Regions from separate parts of the Homo sapiens genome. Here all the other regions are linked to region 2. A link is a contact called in ENCODE Hi-C or POLR2A ChIA-PET data. All regions are on one chromosome and are shown on one strand. The core of a region is the stretch at or near the end of the contact, and the rest is flanking DNA. Distances in the headings are between cores, read along the strand shown. Region 1 holds the start of CCNQ (cyclin Q). Region 2 holds the start of MECP2 (methyl-CpG binding protein 2). Region 3 holds the start of PLXNB3 (plexin B3). Region 4 holds the start of RPL10 (ribosomal protein L10). Region 5 holds the start of IDH3G (isocitrate dehydrogenase (NAD(+)) 3 non-catalytic subunit gamma).

Region 1 (2,700 bases), core at 62-2,561, 500 kb before region 2:
GCTGTTACTGACATGACCTTCCAAGCTTTGTTTTACAGAGCAAACCCCAATTTACACGGACCCTCCGAGCAGACGGTAGCAGATGAGGTGTCACTGCCATCCTTCCCTAATAATAACTTTGCAACTCTTCTTGCAAATTACAGTAAATTTACATATCACTGGGATGAACAGTCCTGCAGCAGTCCTCAGACTCTCCGCCCACCTTGGGTAGAAAGCACATCTGCCCAACCCTTCTCCCCCAAGCAGTAAAGGTAGGAAATAACTACCCGCCAACTAACAGTATCTCCTATCAAGATACTGTTGATGGGCCGGACGAGGTAGCTCACGCCTGTAATCCCAGCACTTTGGGAGGGCGAGGCAACTGGATCACCTGAGGCCAGGAGTTCAAGACCAGCCTGGCCAACATGGTGAAACCCCGTCTCTACTAAAAATACAAACATTAGCCGGGTACGGTGGCACACACCTGTAATTCCAGCTACTCGGAAGCGTGAGGAAGGATAATTGCTTTAGTCCGGGAGACGGAGGTTGCAGTGAGCCGAGATCACGCCACTGCACTCCAGCCTGGCCAACAGAGCGAGACTCCGTCTCGAAAAAAAAAAAAATACTGTTGATGGCTGGATGGAAACGATGTTTCTACAGAGATCTTAGCTTAATCACCTCGCCTGGGAAGCGCGGAGCCCAACACTACTGTGGATGTCCTGGCAGGGTTCGGAACAGGAGCTGCAAGCAGCCTAGGTCCCCGGAGTGACAGGAACCCTCGGACAGCGTTCTCCAAAAGGCTCCGCGCGACTAAGCGCCATAAAGTCTACCGGAGTGCAGGGCCGCGGGTGCCGGCAGAAGGCGTGGCGCACTGCGCAGAGCTGCGGGCGCCCGGGCCGGTCTCCGCCTCGCTGGAGGCCCAACCCGGCCACGTCCTCTCCTAGGGCCTGCACACCGGTCCACGCCATGGGGATACCTCGCGGCTCACTGCTCAGCACACCGGGCGCGGCGCAAAGGCGGAGGTCCTCAGCCCCGAGCAGGGCTTCCCGGCCTCTGCTACGGTGAGCACTCCAGAAGGCCGGCCTGGCCAGCCGGGCCCGCTCCGCGAAGCGGGCCGCGGCGCCGCCTGTCCTGGCCTCCCCCGGCCGCGGTTACCTGCCTCCATGATGAACCTCGCCACTCGGAAGTGCACCCTGGCTTCGGGCGCCGGCTGCCCCTCCGGGCCCCGCGCTGCAGGCCCCCCTCCGCCGCCCTCCGGGGCTTCCATGAGGCGCCGCGGCACCGGCGGAAGGAGAGGCGGCCCCGGCGCGCAGAAGCCGGCAGAACTGGAGGTGCTCGCGGCGGGCGCTGCCGCCCCACCCGGCCGCGTCCGGCCCCGCCCCGCCCCGCCCCTCGCCGCCCCGCCCCGCCCCTCGCCGCCCCGCCCCGCCCCTCGCCGCCCCGCCGCTCCTCCGCCCCGCCCCGCCCCTCAGGGCCCTCGCCCAAGGGTGAGCGCGCGCTTGCGCCACAGACGCTGCCTGGCCGCGCGCGCAGGCGCAGGCGCAGGCGCAGAGGCCGACACCACGGGGCGGCTGGTATGTGTCCACCGGCCCCTAGGCGCCTCGAGCCCCGCCCCTGGGAGACGCAGGCTCCTCCCCGCGGAGCGAGAGCCCGCGGAGCTGCTCCGAGACCCGCGGGAGGGCACCTCCGGTCACCCGAGCCGCAAATCCCCGCCGTCCGAAGGGGGTGTCGCCCCGGGCTGTCGGCCCAGCGTGGCTTAGGCCAGGTACAACCGGCAGCGCCCGCCAAGCCCTGGGCTAGGGACGCCTGCGGGAGTTCACGGGGAGGCGCCGGTGTCTGAGGTCTGAGAAGACAGCGGCCACCGGAAAAGGTGCTAATGTTTGCAGACCCCGATCCATCGACACCCCAAGGAAATGCTGTGCACAAAATTCCAAGAGGGCCTTTTCGAATAGACGCATGAACGGTGTTTGTGTCTGGATCGTCCAGCCTCCCGGGATCGATTGGGAATCTAGCTTCTGCTTGCCTTTCCAGCGCGACGCACAGTAGGAGCCTAATAAATGTTTGCTGAATGAATGCTGAATATCGAACTCAGGTATTTACCATCTCATTTTTCATTCGCGTCTTCCACAAGCAGGAAATGGTGCATCAGGCTTTAGGGACATAGAACCCCAAAGGTACTCACTCCCAAGTTAGTGACAGTCACTGGAGTCATTCTGATACATTCAGATCATTGCTACAATTTCAGACAGCTGGCAATATGGAGAGGAAAAAGCTACTGCTCCCTAAACCCTTCTGCCCAGGCGCCTTGATCTCCTGATGGTGTGGAAGTCTCCACCTCTTACCCCCACCCCACACACCCAGTCCGGCCTCATTCTCCTTCCTCAGCACTTCCTGCCTCCACCAGCCTCCCCAAGTCCTCTCTCCATCCCAGCTGGGTTAGTTTCCTGGGGCTGCTGTAACAAATGACCACAAATTGGGTTGCTAAAAACAGCAGAAGTATATCCTCTCTCAATTCTGGAGGCCAGACACCTGAAATGGAGGTGACACTAGGGCTTTGCTCCCTCAAAGGCTCTGGCAGAGGATCAGTTCTTCCTTGCTCTTCCAGCTTCTGCAGCCTGAGTTCTTCCTGGGCTTGTGGCCCCATCACTCCAATCTGTGCCTCCGTCTCTACATGGCCTTCTCCCTGTCTTCTCGTCTGTCTCTTATAAGCACACCTGTCAC
Region 2 (2,700 bases), core at 79-2,578:
GAGCTTTTTCCCCCTCGGGGTCCATACTTAGCAATGTCATAAACGGTCTCCCCTGCGACAGCAATCCTTTTACACTCTTCATAATGACCTTAAGTCTTTAGTGCAAAACCACAGAAACATTGCCACTGCCATATAAAAGTCATCTGAGTTTCAGTTTGGGTGATTCGGTCATGACCAAACTGAACAGAGGATAACCTTTCAGGCACAATTAACAGGAGCCACAGCGTCGCGATGAACTTGCCCCATCTGGTACCGGTGATCCCGAGCGCTCCAGGGCGATGAGAGCCCGTTACCTACTATGTCCCACTCCACTTATGTAACTGGAAGATCGCCGGCGAAGGGGAGGGTAGGATGGGAGGGTGCTCACATTCCGAGGCCACAGCACTCCAAAGAACCTCTGAGCACCCTGGGGACACGCTCGCACCTTAGAGCCTCTGGCGCCGAAGAGCCTCGGGTGCTGCTGGACGCACAGTCCCCTACCCACGGCTCCTGATGGGAACTATAACCACCTCTTTATGATGAGTTGTGGGACCCAGAACACAATGTCTAGTCCCTTTTGTGGATAATAATCCCCACCTACTTGTTCCTGCTAGATGGGGAAAGGAGCCGGTGGACCTACTCGCTCGCGGGGGGGTAGCGGGGGGCAGAAATTCATGGAATGGGCGAGAAGGAGGGGGAGGCAAAGCCCAGAGATGGGGGTGAGAGCTCAGGAGCCCTTGTGGCGCACTCTCCCGACGGGAGGCGAAGTGCGCACGCGCGCCGGTGGGGGGGCCGAGTAACGGGAGAGGGGGCGCGCGAGGGAGGGAGGGGGAGAGCGCGATCCAGGGAGAGGCCGGGGCCGCGGGCGCGCGACGGCGCCGCGGCCCAAAGCCCCGAGAAGGGCAGGAGCGCGCGCAGCCCCGACAGGCGAAGCCCCGGCGACAGGGGCGCCCGCGGGGCCGGGGGCCGGGATGCGCGTCGAGGGCGGGAGGAAGAGGGGCGTCAGGCGAAGGCGGCTCCAGGGAGGCCGCGCCGAGGACGGTCACCCGCGAGCAGGGGTGACGGGCCGAGGGGAGAGTCGCCACCGGCGGCGGCGGGAGGGGGAGGGTAGAGAGGAGGGACGCCATCCGCCAGCCGTGTCGTCCGACCCCGCGGGCCCCTCCCGCGCCACGTCCCGCCCCTGACCCCCGCCCCCCGGCAAGGGTCCCCGCCCGCGGCCACGGCGGTCCCACTCACAGTCTCTCCTCCTCGCCTCCTCCTCCTCCTCCGCTCGGCGCGGCGGCGGCGGCGGCGGCCATTTTCCGGACGGCTTTTACCACAGCCCTCTCTCCGAGAGGAGGGAGCGCGCGCGCCGCCGACGCCGGGACCCCGCACGGCCGACGTCGCGCCCCGCCCTCTTGGCCGGCCCGCGCGCTGCTGCACCTGCGCGCCCGCGCCCCGCCCTCGGCGCCGCTGCGAGCCCGCCCGTCATTGGCTGTGATGGCCGGGCTGGGACGGGGAGGACGGGGGAGGGGGGAGTCTCAGCGGCGATGCCGTCAATTGGCGAGATTTCCTGTCCATTTCGGCCAGGGAAAAGGGGGCGGACCCCTCCAGCTGTTGATTGGCTGCTTTCGGCCGTCGTTTGGGGAAAAGAGGCGGCTTGGGCGCGGAGGGACTGGTTTAGTGGGCGGAATTTGAATGTTAAGGATTAATGGACCCTTGCGGATGCTGGGGCAAGTGAAGGCCTAGGCTTGGGACGCCTGTTTGCGCTGCTCTGAGGGGCGATTGACCCTCTGTCCACAGATGCACCGAGTGCGCTGCAATAAGCGTTTCATTGCACCCACATTTTCTCAATATCACTATCTTCGGCAGAAGCAGCAAAGTTGCCCACCCTGGAGCCTGACGTTGCCCCAGCTGAGGGGCCTTGGTTTCAGAGGCCTACTCAATGCATTATTTCATCCGAGCCTGCCCAGTGCTCACACTCTCATAGAGGCGGGGAATAAACTGACAACAAATCGCAACCCTGGCTTTCGCAGAACTCTGGCGGGGGAAGAGAGTGCATGCCAAGGCCTCGTGACACCTGTCACTGTTGGATCAGATGGTTTGGTGGAGGTGTGAATAAGGGGCAATGTTAGCTCTGCCTGGAAGATATGATTTGGGAGCTGAGATCCAGCAATTTTTCACTTTCCTAGAAGAGTTGATTTGGAGCTGAGATCCAGCAATTGTGTTTTGGGAAAATAAGAGTATGAGAAAACTGTTAGCTAACCAGGTGTTCAGGACAGGAGTGTTTGTTAAGGGGACCTTACCCTGATGCCAGTCATTATCCAATCCATTCAATGATCCTTCTGTTAGTTCTATGCTTAGCAAGAAAACCTGATTCTGATTTGGCTGCTTGCCCCCATTCATTTATTGACTACCTGCTATGTGCCAGGCACTCTTCCAGGCTCTGGATGCACGGTACTGAACAGACAGCAAACTAACATTCTTGCCGGGAAGATTCATACTAGCATACAAATAAGTATAATATATCATTTCACATAGTGATAAGGGCTTTGAGAAAGATAAACTAAGTGAAGGGGGTGCTATTTAGATATCTGCTGGTTTTCACCCTCATTTTACTCCCTCATATGAATATCTGGGGAAAGAACATTCCAGGCAAGTTCAAAGGACATGAGGAGAGACTATGCCTGGCATGTTGGGGACTAACGAGGAAGTCAGTGTTGCTGGAGAGTGGTAGGGAAT
Region 3 (2,828 bases), core at 320-2,819, 330 kb before region 2:
ACGCCCAGCCTGATTTATTTTCTTCTGTGGAAAGGAAGGAGAAACCCATTCCCCATGCCAGATTGCAGGCGTCTGTCTCATCCGGGGCCAGCAAGGACATGTGTGTGTGTGTTGGGGTAGGCATGGGGGGAAGGACAGGGAGAGGGAGAGAGGCCAGCTGGCTCCCCCAAGCCTCCCCTCCTGGAGCTTCTAAATCCCTCCCTGGCTCCTTCAAGGCTGCCTGGCCTTCCTGTTGGGGAGAGACCCCTCGCCGGCTGCTCACTCGCTTTTTGGTGGTCCTTCCCACGGGCCTGCCTGGTCTGCCTCCACATCCTCAGCGGCTGCAGGTGAGAAGCTGTGGATCTGGGGCCCAGTGGTCCAGAGCGTGGCCCGTGCCAGAATGCCCAGGTTCAAATCCCATCTCTGTGGAATGCACTCTGAAGAAACGACGTCAGGTCATGGCCCTGGGCAAGTTACCCACCTCTGTGCCCCATTTCTCTCCATGCAGGTTGGAAAGAATGACACAGCTGCTCAGGGAAGCACCCATACCCCGAGTCTGCTGGGCCTTTGAGCTCCAGGGCCAACACCTGGCCCTATACCCTGGCCGCCCCCAGGGCTCCAGCCACCTGAGCCAAGCTTCTCACCCCCAGGCCTCCCCAGCCCCATCACCATTTCCTCCTCCCTCATGGGCCCCTCAGTCTTACCGTCCTCCCACTTCCGCCAGCCCCTCTGTGGATGGCCCTGCCACAGGGGGAACAGTGCCCCAGCAGAAAAGCCCCAGGGTCGCCTGGATTCTCCTGCCTTCGCCTCCTGCCCTGGGTCCAACGCACAGTCTTCAGAATGCTGCCTCCCCAGAGCGCCTCTAGAACGCGCCCGCCTCTCTCCATGCCCATGACCACCACTGGACCAGGCCTCCCCACATTCTCTGCCCCAGTGCCACCAGCTTGCAGTTGCCCATGGCGAGACAAGTTCAAGTTCTCAAGCCTGGCCACAAAGACCCCACCTGATTTGCTGACCTCCGCCACACCCTGGGAGACGGCCCTTGACCAACCTTGTGTTCCAGTCGGTGGGAAACACTGGTTTTTCCTCAACGCCACGTGGGCATGTCACGTCCAGGCCTGGCCTGGGGTAGGCCTCAGCTCCATCTCCTGCCCAACGCCTGCCAAGGTTCATGGTTCAAGGTCATGTAGCCTGACGGTTAAGTGAAGGGGCCCTGTGATTGACTCAGCCTTGCCACATACTAGCTGTGTGACTTTATTCAAGTTTCCTAACCTCCTGTGCCTCAGTTTCCCAACCTGTGTTTGTTTCTGGATGGTGCCAGTGCCAAGCCCAAGCCTGGCATCCAGTAGGTGCTTCGTGCCAGGTTATGGAATGCCCACCCAATAGGAGGGCGCTGCCGTCTCTCACCTGCCAGGTGCCCACGGTCAGTACTCCATCATGCCCGCTGCGGCCAGCAGAGGGCAGCAACATCCTGCCCTGTGCCATTGGGCAAAGGGGCGGGCGGAGAGAGGCTGGGCTGCCTGGCCGGGCTTGTTGGGATGAGTCGGACTGGGCACGATTGCATTGTGGGGAGGGAGGCTGGGGCTCTGTGAGACGTGCTCCTGGCACCGCCAGCTGCTACTTGGCCCTCGCCGGTGGCCCACCAGGTAGGCAAGAGCTGGGGCAGGCTTGGGCTTGGGCTTGGGGTGCAGGGGCTACCAGCCTCAGGGCAAGGCATCAGGGTCTCAGGGCCAACTGGCTGGGGTCAGGCAAGAGCGCTCGGGTGTCGGCCCAGCCTGACGACGGCACTAGGTGTCTGGGAGCACGGTGTCCCCCAAGTGGTAGCCCTGGGGTTAGGAGGTGGGGAACCATGTTTCTTCCCCGAAATGGGAAAGCCAACGCCAGCCTCGGGCAGGGTACAGGGTAGAGAGGCTGCCCGCCTGGCTCCCCACCCCCACAGCCACCCAACTGGCCCAGCCAGGTGACAGCAGCCCACTGCCACCTTGCCCTGGAGCCTACTGCTGCCGTGCTGTGGGGGAGGCAGAGACCCCATCCCCAGTGCACCTGCTCCTGTGCCACTGGCCAGGGTGGCCTGTGAGGGTGACAGGGGGTCTAGCTGCTAGGTGCCCCTCCCTTCCCCATCCCCTGCATGGATGGCATCTAGGCCAGCAGGACGGTGCTTCAGAGGGTGGGGTGGACAGCCCCGGCCTGTGGACCCTCTGCCTCAGCCCATCTCAAGCAGCCTCCTCCCGTGGTCCTGCTCGCTGCCACCATGCTGTACCTGGCACCACTTCACCAGTCCCCAGGGGCAGGGCTGGGCTGGGGGTGTGGAGGAAGATCTTTTGGACAAAGGCAGGCATTGAGGGCCAGGACTGGCACTTCACCCAGGCCCCAAGGCTACCAGCCGGCATTTGCAGGGGCTCCAAGGTCCACCCCGTGCCCTTCACAGGGACCCGGGGAGCCAGGGAGGGGCATGCTTAGTGACACAGGGGTTGCAGGGCCAGAGGGGGAGGGCTGGCTGGAGGAAACCCCGGCCCTTTGTCCCCGGATCCCGGGGGTGGCTCCCTGAGGGTGGGAAGTGGCAAGGAGCCCCCTGTCCAGAACAGCCCAGTGGGGGTGACAGCACTAGCGAGTGGGGCCCTGGCCTGGCCTCTGGACAGAGGGAACATTGTTGTGGTGGAGGCAGGGCTGCCTTGGCCTGGCCACTATTGACAAAGCTGCCAGCTGTGAGGGAGCCCGGTCGCTAGGCCCTGGGCGCCACCCCCACCGCCGCCCCTCCTTCCCCAGGCCAGCTCGAATGGGGCTGAGCCTCGACTGTCTCCCTCCCACTCAGGACAATGCCCCCCCGCAGCCATCTCATGCCCATCGCC
Region 4 (3,022 bases), core at 171-2,670, 300 kb after region 2:
ATCCGCCCGCCTCGGCCTCCCAAAGTGCTGGAATTACAGGCGTGAGCCACTGCGCCCAGCCAATTTTTAGTTTTTAATTTTTGTAGAGGCGGTTTTTCGCCATGTTGTCCAGGTCTCAAATTCCTGGGCTCAAGTGATCCGCCCACCTCCGCCCCTCAAAGTGCTGAGATCACAGGCGTGAGCCACGGCACTCCGCCGCAATTCCTGACTTGTACTGCCCCAGTGGTGTTACAGCCTCGAACCCAGTTTCCAGACCTAAGTCACCGCCGGCATCCAGAGTCCCATGATGGAAAGGGAGGCTAGGTTCCCCTGGGAAGGACCTTGCACCACTGCTGCAAGTGCACCCCAGAAATCGTCCCAAGCTTTTCTCAAAGGGACCTGCAGCCATTTATAAAAGCGACATATCATCCTGGAAAACAGGTGCGCTCGAGCAGGATTTCCTCCCGTCCTTCCTGTCAAAGGACGGGAAGACTTTGTTACCCCACCGCGCCCCACCTGCAGAATGGTGGACAGATACCTCCAGATGCCACTTCCCCCAGGACGCCCGCCTGCTCTGCGCACCTCTCCCCGGATGCTGCCCCGTGGGCGGGTGGGGGCGGCCCTGCTTCCCCACGACCCCCAGACGCACCCGGAGGGACTCTTGAGCACAGTGGAGTGGGAAGGGCGAGGTGGGGCGGTGCCCAGGCGAGAGCGGCTCATGGGAGGCGGCGCCCGAGACGCAGCTGGTCGGGACGGTGCGGGTCAGGGTGGGCGGAGCGGGGCTAGAGATGCCCCGGGGTTTCCCAGGCCATGAGTCTCCGTGGAGATTTCTCCTCGACCTCTTCCCCGCGGCAATGTGCGAACCCTGGGTCTCCAGGAAACGGGGATACGGGGCATGGCTCCCAGCAAGGCCTGGTCCAGCCTCTCCGGTAGGGGAATGGGTCTCCCCCTCCGGCCTCCCGGGTTGACAAAGGAACGCGGGCCCAGATCCCCGTATGGCGCTTCACCGCCGGGGCCTCTAGCCTAGAAGGAGGCACGGAGCGCGTGTCCGAGACCCGTGCAAGCTCAGGGACACTCTCGCGGTCGCCGGGAGGCCCACCTAGGGTACTTTCCTTTTTTCCACTCTCAGAAATATACGTCTGTCACAGTTAACGGCAAAGCCTAGGGCAAGAGTTCTACGCCCAAGATGGCCAGCCGGAAGCGGGCTTCTCGCGACCATGTGGCGAAGCCCCATTCGTCAGCTGGCCGCCCGCGGCCCTGGTACCCGGTCACCTCTCTGATCTGCGCATGTGCTGGGCTACGCCCGGGCGCAAGCGCCAAGAGCGGCTGCGTCTATGGTCATGACGTCTGACAGAGCGTCCACCCGTCTTCGACAGGACTCTATGGTTCTTACGCGCGCAGACAGACCGCCTATATAAGCCATGCGCAGGCGGAGGAGCGCCTCTTTCCCTTCGGTGTGGTGAGTAAGCGCAGTTGTCGTCTCTTGCGGTGCCGTTGCTGGTTCTCACACCTTTTAGGTCTGTTCTCGTCTTCCGTTCCGACTCTCTCTTTTTCGTTGCAGCCACTGAAGATCCTGGTGTCGCCATGGGCCGCCGCCCCGCCCGTTGGTGAGTCTTGAATCCGTGTACTTTCACTGCTGGGAAACGGGCGGGGAAAGAAGTGCCTATGGCCGCTGAAAACAATTGTGGGGTGGAGCCTCCCCCGTGCGGCGGCCCTGTCTTGGGAACTGACCCTATGTTTTACACCTCCCGGCTATTTTTTAGTCTGCAATATTACTGTCTGTTCCTTCGTTCCCGTGTCGGTGTGGAAGCGACGGTTCCCTCGTATCTCTGCCTGTGTCCTGCAAGCTCACCGCATTTTCGGGCGCTAGATACGCTCTTGGGGCCTTTGTGTGCGTTCTCTGTCTTATTTCCGGGCGACGTGCCGCGTGCGTTGTCGGACGTGAAGGGCAGTCCGGGAAAAACGGGTGCGGCCGCCTCCTGTGTCCTACAGGGGGCGCCAGACGCATTTCCACTCGGCTTGGAGGTGGATTTAGTGCCACGTGCCCGAAAGTCTTAAATTGGGTGACCTGAGCTGTGCAATGATAATGCGGCGATTTTGTAGTACGCAGTGTCTTGAAGAGAGAATTTTTAACTAGGAAAGTTTGTTGCAAAGTGTTTATAGGAAGCGTAAGACAAAGTAACGGAAGATGGTGTCTGTTGTTTCTAGTCTTGGGTGTTGTCTGTGTTGCAGCAGCCAACTGTTGCTTTGTAGTTTATTTCCCCGAATGGAAACGGTTTAGAAGTGGACGTGCATTCCCCACCCTTTTCCCGTCCCTCGTTTGGGTTGTTCCTTGAGGGGCAAAGTGCCTGTTGGGCTTTCTGTGAACCTCACCTAACCTGTGTTTTTTCACTCCCCTGCAGTTACCGGTATTGTAAGAACAAGCCGTACCCAAAGTCTCGCTTCTGCCGAGGTGTCCCTGGTAAGTAGTGGAAGAGCCCCTGCACTGGTTGGCTCTGCGGACTCCGCGTCCGTCTGTGACACCCCCTGCACACTTACCCAATCCTTTTAGATGCCAAGATTCGCATTTTTGACCTGGGGCGGAAAAAGGCAAAAGTGGATGAGTTTCCGCTTTGTGGCCACATGGTGTCAGATGAATATGAGCAGCTGTCCTCTGAAGGTAAGGCAGGATTCTTTGTTCGTCACCCCCCAGTCCTTCCTCCGTGCTCCCTCAACCCCACCCACATACACTGCACTGGAATTGGGAGTTGATGAAACATGAGCCTTACAAAACTCAGCCAACACAGTTCCCCTGAGCTGGAGATAGTCGTGGTGAATGTTTCTCTATTATCTTCTCTCACTTTGCTGCTTTTCTTCTCCCTACCTAGCCCTGGAGGCTGCCCGAATTTGTGCCAATAAGTACATGGTAAAAAGTTGTGGCAAAGATGGCTTCCATATCCGGGTGCGGCTCCACCCCTTCCACGTCATCCGCATCAACAAGATGTTGTCCTGTGCTGGGGCTGACAGGTGAGCTTGGTCTGGGCCTTTTAAGGCAGTTGGAGTC
Region 5 (2,711 bases), core at 80-2,579, 300 kb before region 2:
AGACCTGGGGTTCCTCTGTAAGGGTTCTCACACCCAGGACGGTCAGTCTCAGGGCAAGGCACTGCCCAGCTACCCACCGTTCACTGTCCCCTACTCCCACCCCAACGCACACACAGGCACACACACAGGGGAGGTCAGGGAGGAGGCACACATGTCTTCACCAAGAGCCTACAGGAGCCCAGTTGCTGGAGCCATCAGAGCCTCTGGAAAGCCACTATATACTGCCGTCCTTTCAGCAGCAAGGTGGGAGAAGTCAGCATCGTCAAGAGAATTTCATTAGGCACAAGCAGTCTCCCCCAGAGGTCAGAAGGAGAAAACATGGCAAGTAGAGATGTCCCTGGGGAGTGGCCGCAAAGTCACGGAGTTCTGGAAGGTCAGAGTTGACAGGATCCTTTGAGAACATGAAGTCTCCTCCCCTCTGGGTTCCAAAGGGGAAACTAGAACCCAGAGAGAGGAGGAAATGGCCTAAGGCCACGCAGTGGCTCAGTGTGGGAGCATGGCCTAGAGGTCAAACCTCTTACCCATCAGGGCCAGGTGCTGGCTGGCAGCTGCTTCAGATGGTTTCCAGCCCACCTAGGACCTAAATTAACCTCTTCTTAAATAAGTGTAAGGAAAGAAGACTCGGACCTGAATACGCAAGACCGCACACGGAGAAGAGCAGAAGCAAAACCCCCGCAGCCTCAGAAACCCTAGCTCCTTCCCATTCCAGGCGCCTCGAGGGGAAGGCATCTGGGGCTCTAAGACTGGGGGACTATGGGGGATGACTGGCAAAGTCCGGTTCTTTGCCACCGGGATAGGTGGCAAAGCGGTCCACGAGAGAGGAAACCGTGGAGAAATTTGAGTCCCGGAACCGGATTCCCGAAGCGGTTTGAGAAAGGCGGGCCGGGATACGTGAGTGACTGCCTCAGAAGGGCTCCTTCAAGGACACTAAGGAGGTGACAGCCGCCGTGGCCCACTCTCCCGGCCCGTCCGGAGGGCCCCCCGCCACCCGATGCAGACCCCCTGGGGGAGCCGGTCCAGGGCCAACTTCGGCCAATCCCCTCAGTGACAGCGGAGGCGGCCAATCAACCCCGGCGCGAAGCCCTTTCCCCGCCCCTGGTGGGGCCCCTAGCCAATCGGACTCCAGACTGCTTCGGGTGCGGCTACCCCACCGCTCCCCTGCGACCGCTGCCGCGGTCCCGTGGCTCTTTCCCTGCTCACCTCCCAGGGACGGCAGAGAAGGGCTGGCCCGAGCACCGCCTTCGCGGCGCTGCCGGCGACGGTCGCTACCTTCAGCGCCATGACGGAAAGTGAGAGCCTCCGCACGTCCCGACACGCAGATACCGCTCTCGCGAGAGTTCGACGGGGTGCGAAGTTTCGGGGACAGGCGCGGACCCGGTACTGCGCACGCGCGCGGTCGCACCGATTCACGCCCCCTTCCGGCGCCTAGAGCACCGCTGCCGCCATGTTGAGGGGGGGACCGCGACCAGCTGGGCCCCTGGCTCAGGGAGGGGCCACGTCAGTGCTGCCAGAGACGTCACAATGCCGGCCCAGCCGTTCGGTGCGCGATTGGCTGCCGCTGCCACTTACGCGTCGCTCTTCCTCGTTTGCCCCTCGTGTTCATGGGAGCTCGTTTTCTTTTCCTCTAGGCAGAGAAGAGGCGATGGCGGCGATGGCATCTCTCGGCGCCCTGGCGCTGCTCCTGCTGTCCAGCCTCTCCCGCTGCTCAGGTAGCGGCCCAGCCGGGGCTTCTTTCTTGCGAGCCTCTGACCCACGGCAGGTGGTGTTGGGGGCAGGAGGGATGCGGGGGTCCGGCCTTTCAGGGTCCGTCGCTGCGGGCCGGGCCTTCCCCCGAGAGGCAGGCGGCCTTGGGACGGGGGGACCAAAGCACCTCGCGCACGTTTACCGGCAGCCAGGCTTTTCCTTGTCTGCCCATACGAAGAGGAGTCCCCGAGCCTCCATGGTGCGCCCGGCCCCCAAGCTGCAGCACGGAACGTGACACATGTCCCGGCTCCCGCTCCCTGCGGGGTCGGACCGGAGCGAAGCTCTGTAGCGCTGAGCGATCGCGGCCAAAAACGGGGCTGGAGGAGCCACATAAGCTAGGAAGGGACCTCAGTGAGGAGAGGGAGCAAGAGCGGGGCGAGTTAGATGGGGAGCCAAAGGTGCGCAGGGCCTTGAGTGCCAGGCCGAAGACTGGCTTTTCCGGAGGGCCCTGCCTTACCCTTACCAGAGTTTTCGGCAGAGCCGACCAGGGGTCCCGTCGATTTGCATTCGTGAGGGGCTGAGGTCTGAACTCCAGAGTGTGTTTAGGAGGTGGCTGCAGCAGCCAGCCCCGGGCCCGGGGGCCAGGACTGGACAGGGGCGGCTTTCTCCACATTCCCTTTTCTGCCGTCCTTCAGGCCAGTAGCCTTGCTGCCTGCAACGTTTTGGCAGCCTAACTGGCCTCCCTTTCCGCACACTCCTCATCTGCCCCTCAGGAATTCCCTGAACTATAGTCAGGGACGTATCCAGAGGACAAGCCTGGCCATAAAACCCTTCGGGGGCTCCCCTGCGCCACAGGAAGCAGGCCCAACTTAGGCAGGACACAGAAGGGCTGGCGGGATCTAGCCCCTGAGAACTGCCTCCACGCTGTTCCTAGGGATCTGCCTCCTGTGGTCCAGACCCAGAGCCTTCTCTGACGTCCTCTGCTGAAGCCATCGTTCTGCCAGGGCACCACATTTGGACAGCGGGTG

The links. Hi-C counts contacts between places; a loop is a spot of excess contacts on that map. ChIA-PET counts read pairs that join two places held with the same protein, here RNA polymerase II (POLR2A). Pooled maps may share reads with other maps.
Region 1: a map with no recorded cell type shows a loop between it and region 2 (27-fold over the local background). The contact joins the promoter of CCNQ here to the promoter of MECP2 in region 2. A Hi-C loop is called at or near these places in 1 of 168 maps with a recorded cell type or tissue (right cardiac atrium), 3 of 37 single-sample maps with no recorded cell type and 10 of 50 pooled maps. POLR2A ChIA-PET finds 5 or more read pairs at or near these places in 1 of 52 experiments (WTC11).
Region 3: a pooled map shows a loop between it and region 2 (4-fold over the local background). The contact joins the promoter of PLXNB3 here to the promoter of MECP2 in region 2. A Hi-C loop is called at or near these places in 3 of 50 pooled maps. POLR2A ChIA-PET finds 5 or more read pairs at or near these places in 2 of 52 experiments (AG04449 and activated naive CD8-positive, alpha-beta T cell).
Region 4: a loop to region 2 is called in a pooled map, with 17 times the contacts of the local background. The contact joins the promoter of RPL10 here to the promoter of MECP2 in region 2. A Hi-C loop is called at or near these places in 1 of 168 maps with a recorded cell type or tissue (aorta) and 12 of 50 pooled maps. POLR2A ChIA-PET finds 5 or more read pairs at or near these places in 3 of 52 experiments (CD4-positive, alpha-beta T cell, activated CD8-positive, alpha-beta memory T cell and naive thymus-derived CD8-positive, alpha-beta T cell).
Region 5: a map of naive thymus-derived CD4-positive, alpha-beta T cell shows a loop between it and region 2 (25-fold over the local background). The contact joins the promoter of IDH3G here to the promoter of MECP2 in region 2. A Hi-C loop is called at or near these places in 1 of 168 maps with a recorded cell type or tissue (naive thymus-derived CD4-positive, alpha-beta T cell), 10 of 37 single-sample maps with no recorded cell type and 11 of 50 pooled maps. POLR2A ChIA-PET finds 5 or more read pairs at or near these places in 2 of 52 experiments (both activated T-cell).

What each region holds. Positions count from the first base shown.
Region 1 is chrX:153,597,828-153,600,527 of GRCh38, forward strand. It overlaps CCNQ (cyclin Q), which reads right to left and starts at 1,312. Exons shown (of 5, transcript NM_152274.5): 1 at 1,135-1,312. The coding sequence starts at 1,246. LOC105373383 (a long non-coding RNA gene) reads left to right here and starts at 1,513. Exons shown (of 1, transcript NR_131982.1): 1 at 1,513-2,066. RefSeq lists silencers at 1,023-1,382, 1,393-1,442, 1,543-1,682.
Region 2 is chrX:154,096,389-154,099,088 of GRCh38, forward strand. MECP2 (methyl-CpG binding protein 2) reads right to left here and starts at 1,329. Exons shown (of 3, transcript NM_001110792.2): 1 at 1,216-1,329. The coding sequence starts at 1,277. RefSeq lists an enhancer at 345-434 and silencers at 755-834, 895-954, 931-1,169, 1,255-1,614.
Region 3 is chrX:153,762,680-153,765,507 of GRCh38, forward strand. It overlaps PLXNB3 (plexin B3), which reads left to right and starts at 1,570. Exons shown (of 36, transcript NM_005393.3): 1 at 1,570-1,625; 2 at 2,792-2,828. PLXNB3-AS1 (PLXNB3 antisense RNA 1) reads right to left here. Exons shown (of 3, transcript NR_199696.1): 2 at 1,031-1,170.
Region 4 is chrX:154,396,957-154,399,978 of GRCh38, forward strand. RPL10 (ribosomal protein L10) reads left to right here and starts at 1,421. Exons shown (of 7, transcript NM_006013.5): 1 at 1,421-1,438; 2 at 1,541-1,586; 3 at 2,382-2,440; 4 at 2,531-2,638; 5 at 2,847-2,985. The coding sequence starts at 1,564. It overlaps LOC124905228 (a long non-coding RNA gene), which reads right to left and starts at 1,886. Exons shown (of 2, transcript XR_007068356.1): 1 at 629-1,886. RefSeq lists silencers at 464-643, 714-783 and enhancers at 786-1,331, 1,344-1,553, 1,876-2,421, 2,422-2,965, 2,966-3,022.
Region 5 is chrX:153,793,046-153,795,756 of GRCh38, forward strand. IDH3G (isocitrate dehydrogenase (NAD(+)) 3 non-catalytic subunit gamma) reads right to left here and starts at 1,330. Exons shown (of 13, transcript NM_004135.4): 1 at 1,201-1,330. The coding sequence starts at 1,281. SSR4 (signal sequence receptor subunit 4) reads left to right here and starts at 1,623. Exons shown (of 6, transcript NM_006280.3): 1 at 1,623-1,709. The coding sequence starts at 1,643. RefSeq lists enhancers at 693-1,420, 1,320-1,579 and a silencer at 880-1,029.